Linked DNA regions of Homo sapiens: region 2 is linked to region 1. The links are chromatin contacts, found by Hi-C or POLR2A ChIA-PET in ENCODE. All regions are on one chromosome and are shown on one strand. The core of a region is the stretch at or near the end of the contact, and the rest is flanking DNA. Distances in the headings are between cores, read along the strand shown. Region 1 overlaps HPSE2 (heparanase 2 (inactive)). Region 2 has its middle 4.1 kb from the start of DNMBP.

Region 1 (7,569 bases), core at 2,552-5,051:
TCGTGAGAGCAGCATTTAATACACAGAGAAAGATAAAAGAAGCAGGAATTACCCATATTCTGCAAGGTTTAGTAAAAAAAAATCAACACTTATTTACAGAAAGTGTGTTTGAGTGGAGTTCTGGCTGTTCTGAATGAGCAGAACCTACAAAGATGTGAAGGAGGTGTCTGGACCTGTGGAGCCGCTGAGCCTTGTGGCTGAGTGGGCAGGCTCTGGATTATTTCGCGCTCGGCAACCCATTTCCCCGGGTGCCCCTGGGCGAGCCATGGATCCTCTCCATGCCTCGTAGGAAAAATGGGGATAACAGTAGTACCCCTTTATCATGGGGTTACTAAGGACGCAAAGCAAACCATAGGTCCCCAGGGCCAGGCTCTTAGGGACCTTTGGTTACTCTTGTTATATCAGGGGGCCCTGCAGTCGCACCTGTACCAGTATGTAGAAGAGACGTTGATATCTGCACACATTTTTAACAGTTGGGGGAACGACCTTTTAGTCTCATTTCTCTTTTCCTCTCTTTTCCTCACTTTGGCCTGTCAATCTGTTTCTTCTTTCTCTTATTTCCTACCCCCCGCCCCGCCCCCATCTTGGTACTTCACTTTCCTGCCCTCTCAGAGCTGAAGCCTCAGTGGGAGGTGCCTGGTCCCAGAGAAACGGGTCCCTTCTGGGCAGCCTTGCAGGGCGGTCTCAGGGTCTGCCCCTCTCTCTCCAGTTGCTTCCATGCTGAGCACAGCCACTGACCTGGTGCAGCCTGGTCCTCGGGCTCTCCCTTTCTTGCTCGCTGTAGTACATCTGCTGTATGCTGTTCCTCCTGTGCTTAATGATAAGCATGTCAAAACCCGGTCCCCTCGCTTCCTGGAATTAGGTAGTCAGCTTCCCTCTCCCAAATCCACCGTTCTCCAAGCTCAGAATTCTCTCCCTCCTCTTTGGTCTAATCTCCCTTCCATCTCTCACTTTGCAGACTTGGCCCAAATCCTTAACTCCGTGTGCGTCTTAGGCAGCCTCCCTAGTCTCTGCCCTAGGCAACCCTGCCTTGCCCCCGCCCCATTCCTGTCCTTTCACAAACAGCAGAAATTGTATCACCGTCTCACTTGGAACAGTGTCAAATCTCTCCTCCTTCTAACAAAAGCATCATTCCTGTCATTTATCCTGAGAAAGAAAATCACATCCACAGAAAAGAAAGTCATTTCAGCTGTAGCTCATTGGCAAAGACCCTCATGCCCCTTGAATCATATAGAACGTCCTCATCCCCCACTTCACACCTGCCCAACTCAGAAGCTTCCTACCTACCATTCCATAGTTTTGGCCAGATCTTCATTCTCTAGATTCCCTATTCTCTCCCAAAATGGCTAACAAAGTTTTGTTCTAGCTCAAATAGGCTACTTGGGAAGAGGCAAAAAGGTTAGATTCAGTTGTGTCTTCCAGTGATGACCTTGATTCACACTTTTTTCTTCTTTTTTAAAAATAATGATTTGAGTTAACCAAACAATTAAGGGCTTACCCTATAGAGCCCCTAATATTCTCTTAATTTTGGAGAGGTCTAATTTGCTTTGTCCAGTTGGGGTGTGTGTGTGTACCTGATGTTTCAGTATGCTTTCTCTTTGTACTCAAACTCTCCCTCATAGCAACATGAAGAATGATGACTACTTTTTGTTGTGCCTAATAAACTGCTCTCCACTCAATGAATATTGTTACTTGACTCCCATTACAACTCTGGGGGAATCTGGATTCACAGAGGAATAGAACCTTCTTACCAAATCTGGAGTGTGATTGTAATTTTACTTTTGAAGCACCCGCTTCCCAGAAGAACTGCCAGTGATGGATGCCACTGTCAGGAACCCAGATGCGCACGCTCATACATCAGCCGGGAAATCATACAAACAGCTCTCCCAGCAGGCCAGGGCTGACACACCCATTACTCCCCTATGGAAAGAGATGTGTCAAAAAACTCAGGGCAGCAGCAAGAAAGAGGCAGAGAAGAAGGAGTTGGGAGAGGATGGGTTTTTGTAGGTCCACCCAGTTTTTTTCCTTCCTCATCTTCCTCTGAGGGCAGCAGCAGCAGCAGGCTAAGGTTTGGATTTGTGGTTATAATGCTGTGTGACAGGATCATGGGGAGTTGTCTGGAAACATTTCTCCTGGGAGTGTGCTGTCAGCTCGTTTTCATAGTGCACATGAAGGGAAACATTCTGCTCTATACACATGCCTTTATCCTTATATAGGTACAGGTGATGTCTACATTTTCCTTTGGGATGGATGTGGCCTACCTAGGCTAAGATCACGCTATGACATTTAGTCTCTTTGGAGAGCAAGTCTGTGTTGATTCCAGCAGGATGGGGCAGCAGGGGCTGGTTGCTAGGATGTCTGAAAACAGAGGATACTACTGGAGTGGAGGAGTGGAAGCAGCCCAGCAGGCCCACTGGTAGCCGTGAGTGTGAGGATAGCTTATCGGTAGCGGCAGGCCAAAGCATTGACATTCTTGACCACATAAAAGCCCATGGTGACTGGAGGGATGACCAATGTCCGGCCGGCCCGAAGGGGGCGGGGCTTCAATTCTGGGAGGGTCCCGTCGTCCACCATCACTAAGGGCTGGCCATTCAGTTGCACTGACCTACAGTGAGGAAAAACAGTATGGGACTCATTATTGCATTATAAGGGAGCCACTGCAACAAAGCCTAGCCCCAGATGGCCTGGCAGTGTCTGATACACACACACAGCTGACACTTATTGTTACTGGCTATGCCCTAGATTCTGACCTAGGTGCTTTACTTTAATAACTCATTCAAACATCCCAACAACCCCCCCACTCCCCTGAGGTAAGTAACTATTAATATCATTATCCCCATTTTATCTAGAGTGGCTAGGTGACTTGTCCCAAGTCACACAGCTTGGAGGTCCAGGGTTTGAACCCAGGTAGTCTACCTCCATAGACACATTTAGACAAGTGAAAAGTCTGTGATGCAGAAGCTGGAATGTTTCATTCCTATTTTTTAAAAATCACAATATCAGCTCAGTTTGACTTTTCCACCTAAAGAGTTTTTACCTGTGGAATGATACATGGGCTTAAGATGACTTCAGAAATCTATTTAACTCATATCTCATTAATTTACTTGACAGATTAGATAACTGACATTACCTTGCTTGTCTAAGGTTATACGGAAGGGAGACAGAGACATAGGTAACACCTCTACTTTTTCTAATTTAAGAATGAGTTTTGGCTGGGTGCAGTGGCTCATGCCTATAATCTCAGCATTTTGGGAGGCTGAAGAGGGAGGATCGCTTGAGTCCAGGAGTTTGAGACTAGCCTGAGCAACATAGCGAGACCCCATTTCTACAAACAATATAAAAGCAAAATTAGCCTGGCATGGTGGCTACTCAGGAGTTTGAAGTGGGAAGATCACTTGAGCCTGGGAGGTTGAGGCTGCAGTGAGCCAAGATTACACCACTATACTCCATCCTGGGTGACAGAGAAACTCTGTCCCTAAAAAAAACAAAAAATGAGTTTTCATATTTAATATTAACAGATGTTTCCATTTAGCAAAACAGCAAAGTAAGTGATAAAGTAGGCATTTGTGATCACAATTCATCTATCTTGCTTTTATCCTTTCTGTATAGCCAGCCACTTTCACCCTGAGAAGGGGGACTACATACATAGCAAACTTAGAAAAGAGAAACAGCTCATCTTATGCTGGATAGAGGGAAATGCCACCTATCCTTGACCTATGGTACCAGAATCCAGATAATGTTCCAGCTGTTCCTGACAGCCATGCACCCAGGTGGAAGCTTAGTTTTATGGGTCAGCAGAAAAGGCCAGAAACAGGCCACCAGCTGGAAATAAGGTTGTGAGTCACCCTCAGAAAATCAACATTGCATAGTGATGACTGTTTCTGGGCCTTGCCCAACCTCCAGTGTGATAACATTGCCGTGACATCATCTGAGCTGTAAAGAGAATAGAATGTTATAAATTGATATAGAGGTCTTTGTTTAGTGTTCCTTCTGTGCTATGAATGATAGACTGCTTTAGAGAGAGATAATCAGACCCATGCCCAATAGAGCAGTGAATTCCCAGAGATAAGTGTGTTGTAAATTGCTCCCAATGGAGAGCTAGGCAGAGAAGAGATCCAGGCCTGGCCCCACATGGGTAAGTTTGGGCTAGGTCCAGATCTGATAGGCCAGAGGGAGCAGGCCCCCTCCCTTTGCTAGAATGACTGAGTGAATAAGTGAGTAGGAGGCTTCTATATGGAGAGCGAGGCCTGCCTCTGGAAGGCATGGGGTGGGAGAATTGAGATCTGAAGGTCAGTGTTGACCGCATCAGATATGCAAGGAGCTTTTGCTTCCAAATATGAGAAGTGACCCTCTGTAGTGAAGACAGCCTACTCATTGGAGTGGAAGGCAGGGTGAGGAGAGTGGTTCAGTTACAAAAGAAGCCCAGATGGGTCTTCACAGTGTATTTTCATTATTTTGTTTCAGGTGCTATGAATATCTATCACCCAGATATAAGCACAGTCAAACACGAGTTCAATAATACCGATTAATCTTTCTAAGGCATACTCAAATTTATATCAGGTCTCTGCTAGAAAACCTTCAATGGTTTCTCCCATATACAGAATTAGGTGCAAACCTTTCTTCTGAAGAATTAGGTAATGCCCTTTTAGATTCAGATGATCCCACAGTATTGACATCTTTGGGTTCTGGGGAGTGCAAAACAACGTGTGATTAGCAAACCTTTAAAAATCTATACTAATAAGGAGTAGTTGTCCTGGAACAGGCCCTATTCTGGTTTCTTTATTGGTTGGTTAAAAAGCTAAGAGTAGAACCAGGAAGCATGGTGAAGATTCTCTACTGAAATCTCGAATTCCAGGAGCCAAGTTGCTAACTAGCTAGATGGCTTTGGCAAATCCCCTAACCTCACTGCCCTGTAGCTTTTGCATCTGTAAGAACGTTATATAGGCACCAAAGAAATGAAATAAGAAATATGAAAGTGCTTTGAAAGCATAATGAACCATATACTTAAGATATGGTGTTTTTGTTGTTGTTGTTCTTTTTATTTTTATTTATTTATTTTTTTGAGATGGAGTCTCGATCTGTTGCCCAGGCTGCAGTGCAGTGGTGCATTCTTGGCTCACTGCAACCTCTGCCTCCTGGGTTCAAATGATTCTCCTGCCTCATCCTCCCGAGTAGCTGGGACTACAGGCATGTGCCACCACACCTGGCTAATTTTCGTATTTTTAGTAGAGACGGGGTTTCACCATGTTGGCCAGGCTGGTCTCGAACTCCTGACCTCAAGCGATCCACCTGCCTTGGCCTCCCAAAATGCTGGGATTACAGGCATGAGCCACCGTGTCTGACCTGTTGTTGCTATTGTTTTTAATGTCACTGTGGACAGATGCACTTGTTGGTCCTTATCATACCTGACTGCTCTGTGGTACTCACATTTTCAGGTCTCCATTCTCAAAACCCTCTCTCCCCTTGGCTCCCATGATATTTCTCTCTGTTTTCCTCCATTTCTGGATGGCGTTTTGTTTTCGTTTTTGTTTTTGTTTTTTTGAGAGGGAGCCATTCCCCTCTGCCTGCTTCTCAGATGCTAGGGTTCCTAGTGTTTTGTCCCTGGACTCTTCTGTCCCCACACTCTGCACTCCTCCCAGGTTGCTGCTGCTCTCACCCTTGACTTCGGTCACTATCCACAAGCTGATGCTCCCTAAGCTTGTATCTCTACCCTACCTACATTCTTTCTATGAACTTCTGTATCTCCACTTGGCTGTCCACAGGAATTTCAAAGTCACTAGGTCCAAATTCAAAATCTTCTCCTCAAACTCTGTCCTTATCTCTGCTTTTTTTTTTTTTTTATCTTTGTGATGGTACCGCCATTTATCCAATTACTGTACCCAGAAAGCTTGGAGTCTTCTGAGACTTCTCCCCCAATTCCCTTGTGTAGGGTAGCCAAGTCAAAATAATTCGACCTTATAGTGTTTTTCAAATCTGCTCCTTTTCCTCCATCCACTGCTATCTTTTTAGTTCAGAACTTGCCTCCTAACCTATCTCTGTGCCACATTGCTGACAGTTATCTGTTGTCACTGCACCGCTTCAAACTTGCCAACACTCCCCTTCCCTTACACTTTATTGTGAACAATGACACCCAGCTCCAGCTACCTCTCCAGTCTCAGATCCCGCCAGTCCCCCCTCCAACGCTCACTGTGGATCGCAGACCTCTGGGAGTGGGCATTGGTAGGGGGTTGCCAGTTATTGTAAGAATTTCATTAATATATGCATACACAAAGATGACGAATGAAAAAATAATGTCTTTCACAGAGATGAGGTAAATATTTCTCAATGAAAATGTAAGTAGATATTGTTGGGATTGAAATACACAAGTTAATTCAAAAGTATAGTAGGCTGGGTGTGGTGGCTCATGCCTGTAATCCCAGCACTTTGGGAGGCTGAGGCAGGAGGATCACTTGAGTCCAGGAATTTGAGACCAGCCTGGGCAACATAGTGAGACCCCCATCTCTACAAAAAAATAAACAAAATTAGATGGGTGTGGTGGCACATGCCTGTAGTCCCAACTACTTGGGAGGCTGAGGTGGGAGGATTGCTTGAGCCCAGGACATTGAGACTGCAGTAAGCTGAGACTGTGCCACTACACACCAGTCTGGGTGACACAGTGAGACCCTGTCTCCAAAATAACAAAAAGGTAGAAAACATTTTTCAGGCCGAGTGCGGTGGTTCACGCCTGTAATCCCAGCACTTTGGGAGGCCAAGGTGGGTGGATCACGAGGTCAGGAGTTTGAGACCAGCCAGACCAACATGGTGAAACCCTGTCTCTACTAAAAATACAAAAATTAGCCAGGTGTGGTGGCGCACACCTGTAATCCCAGCTACTCAGGAGGCTGATGCAGAAGAATTGCTTGAATCCGGGATGCAGAGGTTGCAGTGAGCCAGACTGCACCACTGCACTCCAGCCTGGGCAACAGTGCGAGACTCTGTCTCAAAAAAACACAAAAAAAGAAAGAAAATATTTTTCAAAAGTAAATGCTAGTCAGCAGTTTTGGGATTAAAACATAAGTTCATTTAAAACTGTTCTTCAATTCCCAATAGATTTTTTTTGGGGGAGGGAGGTATCATGTACTTTTTAAGGAATAGATTTTGAAAGGACAATTACTATAATGTGGAAGACCGTGACATTTGTTGACATTTAAAAGGAACCCACATGCTTGAAGAGGCCAAGCCCCCGTGCCCTAGCATGACCAAATAAAATGACTTGCAGTTTTGCTTCCGAGTCATATCATTCTGTGCGGTGCTCCCTCCAGCTGTCTTCCTCTGCCAGACTAACTGCAATGGATCCTTGCAGCGTCTGTGTAGGTGTTGCCTCCTCTGGAGAACCTTCTCTGACCCCTAGGTTGGGTTTGGAGCCCCACTTCTGGACTCTCTTAGCACCCAAAGTTATTTCTAACTGTGGCCCTTATTGTAGTGAGTTACTTGTTTGATCCCTCACTGGGCTATGAATCCTCAATGCCTAAAGAGGTGCTTGGCACAGAGTAGGGGCTAAATATTTTCTGAGCAAGTGAATGGGCTTTT
Region 2 (7,569 bases), core at 2,906-5,405, 1.6 Mb after region 1:
CTACGTGCAGCCCCGGCTGCGGACAAGTTCCTCCACTCTTGCTGTTCCCCCACTCCCGACACCACCCTCCAACCTAGAAAAAAGTCAAAATTCCATTCAGAGAAGTCCAAGTCGATTCCTGTCTGCGTGTGATGCTGTCCTCTTTGCTACCCCGAGGCAGTTTCCCTTATTATGCCACACAATACTCGCTGGGGTTCGCCTCTATCTGTCCCATTTTTTTCTGAGGAAAGTCTCTCAGGACATCTTTGAGAATTTGAGAGCAAGAAATGACAGAAGCAAGAACTGGGCAGGGCTGTCAGAACTCCTCCTCCGACTCAGTTTCTGAATCCCCGCAGTATTCCCGTTGTTTGTTTAAAGACCACGAAGTTACACAGCTTGGCTATGTTGCTGGAATTGCTGCGCCTCACGTTTCTGGAATCTACCTAGAGGATTCTGAAGAAGGCGGCGAGTCTATGACTGTGCATGCACAACAAAAATAAATATTTCACAAATCTCATCCCATGCTGTATATGTTTCTCCTTCCCTTTGCTTTTTAAAAACTTGTGGTTAAATATATATCACATGAAATTTACCATTTTAATCCTTTTTAAGTGTACAGTTCAGTGGCATTAAGTACATTGACATTGTTCTGCAACCATCACCACCATCCAGCTCCAGAACTTTTTCATCTTCCCAAACTGAAACTGTACCCATTAAACACTAACTCCTCATTCTCCAGCCCCTGGTAACCATCATTCTACTTTCTGTCTCTATGATTACTCTGGATACCTCATATAAGTGGGATCATACAATATTGTCCTTTTGTGAGTGGCTTCTTTCACCTAGCATAATGTCTTCAAGGCTCACCCATGTTGTAGCATGCGTTAGAATATCCTTCCTTTTGAAGGCTGAATAATACTCAATTGTACGTATATAACATCTTTGGTTTATCCCATCTTTCTGTGGACATTTGGGTTGTTTGTACCTTTAGGCTATGGTGAATAATGCTGCAATGAACATGGGTGTACAAATATCTGAGTCCCTACTTTCAATTCTTTTGGGTATATATCCAGAAGAATTGCTGGATCATGTGGTAATTCTGTGTTTAATTTTTTGAGAAGCCACCATACTGTTTTTTTTTCCTTTGCTTTTTGAAGCATGTTAACACTGTAAAGAGAACATTTTGTAGTAAAATATCAACGTTCGGAGAGTCTTTAAAATTCTTAGCAATGCTTCATTTGCCTGTAAAACTGTGACTTTTCGGCGGATCACGAGGTCAAGAGAACGAGACCATCCTGGTCAACATGGTGAAACCCTGTCTCTACTAAAAATAAAAAATTAGCTGGTCATGGTGGTGGGTGCCTGTAGTCCCAGCTACTCGGGAGGCTGAGGCAGGAGAATCGCTTGAACCCGGGAGGTAGAGGTTGCAGTGAGCTGAGATCGCGCCACTGCACTCCAGCGTGGTGACACAGCGAGACTCCGTCTCAAATAAATAAATAAATAAATAAATAAATAAATATTTTAAAACAAGTGACTTTTCTTTCCTCAAGAAAGTAATTAACATTGCAAATCTATTGTCTTTATTTTTGGATAATGTTATTAGCCAAAATAAAAATAACTTATTATTCAGTTTCCTACAATTTTGTTTTCTGTGGATGTAGCTTTCTAAAGTTGTTTGGAGTCAAGTATGCCATATGAAATTCAGATGAAAAATCAAGCATTTCGTTTTATTTATTTTTTTCGCCACGTTGGTCAGGCTGGGCTTGAACTCCTGACCTCAGGTGATCCACCCTCCTCGGCCTCCCAAAGTACTGGGATTACAGGCATGAACCACTGCGCCCAGCCTGGGGATCGGAGTTTTTTGTTTGTTTGTTTTTTTGAGACGGAGTCTCGCTCCGTCTCCCAGGCTTGAGTGCAGCGGCGTGATCTCGGCTCATTGCAAGCTCCGCCTTCTGGGTTCCCGCCATTCTCCTGCCTCAGCCTCCCGAGTAGCTGGTACTGCAGGCGCCCGCCACCACGCCTGGCTAATTTTTTTTTTGTATTTTTGTAGTAGAAACGGACTATCACCGTGTTAGCCAGGATTGTCTCCATCTCCTGACCTTGTGGAGTTTTTAAAGATAATTTGGCTGGTGGGGTCTTGAGAAGTGGGGAGTGCTGATTGGTCAGGTTGGAGATGGAAACATAGGGGGTCAAAATGAGGTTTTCTTGCTGTTTTCTGCTCCTGGGTGCAATGCAGAACTGGTTGAGCCAGATTACCGGTCTGGATGGTGTCAGCAGATCCATCAACTGCAGGGTCTGCAAAATATCTCAAATACTGATCTTAGGTTTTGAAATAGTGATGTTATTCCAGGAGCAATTTGGGAGGTTCAGGCTCTTGGAGTCAGAGGCTGCATGACCCCTAAACTGTAATTTTTTTTTTTTTTTTTTTTTTTGAGACGGAGTCTTAGTCTACCGCCCAGGCTGGAGTGCAGGGGTGCAATCTCAGCTCACTGCAACCTCCACCTCCCGAGTTGAAGCGATTCTCGTGCCTCAGCCTCCCTAGTAGCTGAAATTACAAGCATGCACCACCACGTCCAGCTAATTTTTGTATTTTTAGTAGAGATGAGGTTTCACATTGTTGGCCAGGCTGGTCTCAAACTCCTGGCCTCAAGTGATCCATCCACCTCAGTCTCCCAAAGTTCTGGGATTACAGGTGTGAGCCACCACTCCCGGCCTTAAACTGTAATTTCTAATCTTGTAGCTAATTTGTTAGTCCTGCAAAGGCAGACTGGTCCCTAGGCAAGAAGGGGGTCTTTTTGGCAAAGGGCTATTATCAATTTTGTTTCAGAGTCATGAACTGAATTCTTTCCCAAAGTTAGTTCAGCCTATGCCCAGGAATGAACGAGGACAACTTAAAGGTTAGAAGCAAGATGGGGTCAGTTAGGTCTGCTTTCTTTCACTTCATAAGTTCCTCAGTTAAAATTTTGCAAAGGTGGTTTTATACTTTTCATTTATCAATGAATTCTTACTGTACATTTGTGATGTAACAGGCATTGTGCTAGGTGTTTGGCATTCAGGCTGACCAACACAGACAAGATCCTTGCCTTCATGGAGCTCACATTCTAGAGTAGGGTAACAGACAATAAAGAAATAAACAAATGATAATCCAGACAATCATGGGGTGTAGTTGAGTGTTATGAAGGAAACAAACCAACTGATGCGATAGATTAGATCACAGAGAATTAAAGCCTAGTGCCCTAGGCATTTGTTGTATGTAATGAGTTAACTTCTCTCCTATGCAATGTTGGGGCTTAGAAACCAATACCCTAAAATAGGGTGCTTTGTACATGTTGAGCTGAAAAAGCAGTCTCAAGGTCTCTCTCAACCTCCTCCCACCTGCCCCTCTTCACTGTCTCTCCCAAAGCATAGTATTCTCTGAAGTTTCCTTATCTGTCCAAAGTCCTGACCTACCAAAGAAAAACAATTATCTCTGATCTCTTTCCTGAGTTTTAATTAACTGAACCCACATTGCAAGAAAGAAGACCAAAGTCTGTCAATAAACCTGGACAGACTTTTGTCACAAACCACTGTCTGGTCTGCAGGCCCAACAGACTTTGTCCCAGACCATTGGAAGTTCCTCAAGTTCATTGAATTCTCCCTAGTAATCATTTATTGCCCTCAATAGAATTCCTCTTCTTCACCCTCCCATAACCTGTTTTGCCAGCATCCAAGTCACCATTTTTTCTGTAGCCTCAAGATGGTACATAAGCTTCTGCACCCCATTGGGGGGTTGGTCTTCCGTGTCACATAAAACTATTGTCAAACAGATGCATATGCCAATTAATCTGCCTTTTGTGACCTGATTTTTCAGCAAAACTTCAGAGGGCGAAGAGGAAGTTCACCTGACCCCAACAGCAACCAGAACAGTTCAAGTCATACTCAGTCCTTGAAAGAACTAAGAGGACAATTCACTCCACACAGCTTCTATGTCATGTGGTTTAGATAAGGAATCTAGGCTGATAAAGGCCAAAGTGAGGGATGGGAACCTTCTCTGAATATAGAGATAGTTGGGGAAATCCCCTCTGGGGATGTAACATTTACCTGAAACTTGAATAATGAGAAAGAATCAAGCCGGACATGGTGGCTCAAGCCTGTAGTCCCACGATCTGCAGTGAGCCATGATGGCACCACTGCACTCCAGCCTGTGTGACAGAGTGAAACCCCATCTCAAAAAAAGAGAGAAAGAATCAGCCATGTAAAGAGCTCTTCAGGCAGGAGAAACTGCAGGTGCAAAATCTTGAAGTAGAAAGCCATCTAGTACGTTTCGGAAACACAAAATAAGCCATGTGAACAAAGGAGGCAGTTTTATGAGATCAGATTAGAAAACAAACAGGGCCAGGTGCAGTGTCACGCATCTGTAATCCCAGCTACTTTGGAGGGTGAGGTGAGAGGCTCACTTGAGCCCAGAAGTTCAAGATTGCAGCACATTATGATTGTGCCTGTGAATAGCCACTGCACTCCAGCCTGGGCAACATAGCAAGACCCTGTCTCTTAATAATAATAATAATAACTATCTTTTTTTTTCTTTTTTTTTTTTTGAGATGCAGTCTCGCTCTGTCGCCCAGGCCGGAGTGCAGTAGTGCGTGCAATCTTGGTTCACTGCAACCTCTGCCTCCCAGGTTCAACTGATTTTCCTGCCTCAGCCTCCCAAGTAGCTGGGACTACAGGCATGCGCCACCACAACCGGTTAATTTTTGTATTTTTAGTAGAGATGGGGTTGCATCATGTTGGTCAGACTGGTCTTGAACTCCTGACCTCAGGTGATCCACCCTCCTCGGCCTCCCAAAGTGCTGGGATTACAAGCATGAGCCACCGCACACGGCCAAATAATAACTATCTAACAAACAGTATGTAGGTCATTTCTGGTTTGGTGAGCCATGGTAAAGAGATTGATTTTTGTGATAAGTTGATGTATTGAGACGTGATTAAAATATCCCCAAATGAAGGGACTGAAATGAAAATAACCAAACGAGATAAATGTGTGTGGAACTGCCTTGTTAACAATAAGGATTATATCTGTATATGTCATATTAAAACTAAAAAGTACATTGTTTTTCCCCTTGAATAATCCTCAATAAACCAAAACACAGAATGGCTCAATTCATATTTTGATTCATCTAATTGATTAAAACTATTTGGGTGTGTCATCCTTTGATATACCGTAAGTACTATCACGGTTATGAGGGGCTGCACCATGAACTAACAGTTTGGCATGACTTGGCCCCATATCAAAGGCAACTCCCTCTGGCTTCCCCCCACAATGCACCATGTCACAGCCATAAGCTGTTGTTTGCAATGGCAAGCAGATGAGAGTAGTGAGCTGCTGAAACTAATCAAAGCTGGCCTTGCTCATGCTATGTCAGCTAACCGTCCATCCTGGAATAGCCAGGGGACCAAATTCCAGGGTGGTGGGGAGGAGGGGATGTATAGATAAAATACTGTTAATATATGCTTATTTCTATTATAAAAGAAAATGTGATCCAACAACCTAGTGATAGAACATGGAAGACATAGGTTTGCATCCTAAAATGTCAGACATCACATGAAAATACTAACAACTATTCATCAAAATGTTGACACAATGCACCTGGCAGTCTCATGGCCAAGGTTCAGAACGGTGAGAATTCAAGTTGAAAAGAGATCGACAGAGGAAGATTGGTGATCAGATCTCACAGGCAAAGGAGAAGTCAGCATGGTTTTCTTTTCTTTTTTTTTTTGAGACGGAGTTTCACTCTTGTTGCCCAGGCTGGAGTGCAATGGCGGGATCTCGGCTCACTGCAACCTCCGCCTCCCGAGTTCAAGCAATTCTCCTGCCTAAGCCTCCCAAGTATCTGGGATTACAGGCGCCCACCACCACAACCGTTTAATTTTTCTATTTTTAGTAGAGATGGGGATTCACCTCGTTGGCCAGGCTGTTCTCGAACTCCTGACCTCACCTCAGGTGATCCACTTGCCTCGGCCTCCCAAAGTGCTGGGATTACAGGCGGAGCCACCACACCCGGCCAAGTCAGGATAGTTTTCACAGAGGGCATCTGTCTGGTGGACTTGAACTAGGACAAGGCCAACTCCTAGAAGACAACAGAGGCCATTTGGTTTCATTTAGGGATAGACCCTGGTTGGCAAGAGTAAGACCAGGTCTTGTTTTGTTCTTCCTAGAAGAGAACAGACCCTATAAGAAAGCTTCTGTATTCTGAAGAAAAGACTGTATCATGTTTATCTTCAGGGCTGTTCTTAATATATTGATATATTGATGCCTAGGGACTCCTCTTCCTATCTACTTGCAGAAGCTTGAATTGGTTTACGGGAAAACAGAGAATTATTTCACACTCAGAAGTAAAAACCATGGCTGGACGCAATGTCTCACACCTGTAATCCCAGCACTCTGGGAGGCTGAGGTGGGGTGGATCGCTTGAGGCCAAGAGTTCAAGACCAGCCTGGCCAACATGCTGAAACCCTGTCTCTACTAAAAATACAAAACTTAGCCGGGCATGGTGGTGTGTGGCTGTAATCCCAGCTACTTGGAAGGCTGATGTGTGAGATGTATCTCCCTCAAACCTTGCTACAACATTAGTAATGTACCAATGTCTGACATTAAAAAAAAATCATTGGCTTGTAAAATAAAAGCCTTCTATAAACTACAGTGTGTTTCAAATACTATATTTGAGTATTTTTAAAAAGAACAAAATTGTGGTCACTTTATTTCTTCATTTATTTATTCTTCCTCTGATTCCAGAAAGGATTTAAGGAAACTCACTCAATTCCTTTGATCTAGTGCCGGGATGGACTTCATCCCAAAGGGCTCACATGGGACAATCTAAAAGGAAGTCAAAGATGCCTTTTCTCCCCGCTCCTGCGGGGTGAACATGGATCCAAGGGGTGACTTTCTTTGCCGAAGTAGGGGGATCACCTGAGGTCAGGAGTTTGAGACCAGCCTGACCAACATGGTGAAACCCCGTCTCTACTAAAAATACAAAATATACTTGGGCATGGTGTTGCACACCTGTAATCCCAGCTACTCAGGAGGCTGAGGCAGGAGAATAGCTTGAACCTGGGAGGCGGAGGTTGCAGTGAACCGAGATCGTGCCACTGCACTCCAGCCTGGGCAACAGAGTAAGATTCCATCTCCAGAAAAAATAAAATAAAATAAGGGCCAGGCATGGTGGGGCACGCCTGTAATCCCAGCACTTTGGAAGGCCGAGGTGGGTGGATCACCTGAGATCGGGAGATCTAGACCAGCCTGACCAACATGGTGAAAACCTGTCTCTACTAAATACAAAAAAATTAGCCGGGTGTGGTGGCGCATGCCTGTAATCCCAGCTGCTTGGGAGGCTGAGGCAGGAGAATTGCTTGAACCCAGGAGGCGGAGGTTGCAGTGAGCTAAGATCATGCCATTGCACTCCAACCTGGGCAACAAGAGCGAAATTCCATTTAAAAATAAAAAATAAGAATCAATAAAAACAAATTAACTAAAAGAGAGCATTCTGAATGTTTTCACCACAAAGAAGTAATAAATATTTGAGATGATGGATTTGCTAATTACTCTGATTTGCT

Evidence for each region. Hi-C counts contacts between places; a loop is a spot of excess contacts on that map. ChIA-PET counts read pairs that join two places held with the same protein, here RNA polymerase II (POLR2A). Pooled maps may share reads with other maps.
Region 2: POLR2A ChIA-PET joins it to region 1 with 13 read pairs in BJ. The contact joins two enhancer-like sites. A Hi-C loop is called at or near these places in 1 of 37 single-sample maps with no recorded cell type and 3 of 50 pooled maps. POLR2A ChIA-PET finds 5 or more read pairs at or near these places in 1 of 52 experiments (BJ).

Annotation. Positions count from the first base shown.
Region 1 is chr10:98,457,135-98,464,703 of GRCh38, forward strand. It overlaps HPSE2 (heparanase 2 (inactive)), which reads right to left. Exons shown (of 12, transcript NM_021828.5): 12 at 1-2,605. The coding sequence ends at 2,440. Among named protein-coding and RNA genes, the nearest start is that of HPS1, 14 kb to the left of the region's middle. RefSeq lists an enhancer at 1-307. Within about 2 kb of position 3,802, at least 9 of the 41 ENCODE cell types and tissues checked have a DNase peak (open chromatin) inside an H3K27ac peak, as active enhancers do.
Region 2 is chr10:100,010,221-100,017,789 of GRCh38, forward strand. No RefSeq gene overlaps it. Among named protein-coding and RNA genes, the nearest start is that of DNMBP, 4.1 kb to the left of the region's middle. RefSeq lists a silencer at 1-19 and enhancers at 3,728-3,847, 3,858-4,407. Within about 2 kb of position 4,156, at least 3 of the 41 ENCODE cell types and tissues checked have a DNase peak (open chromatin) inside an H3K27ac peak, as active enhancers do.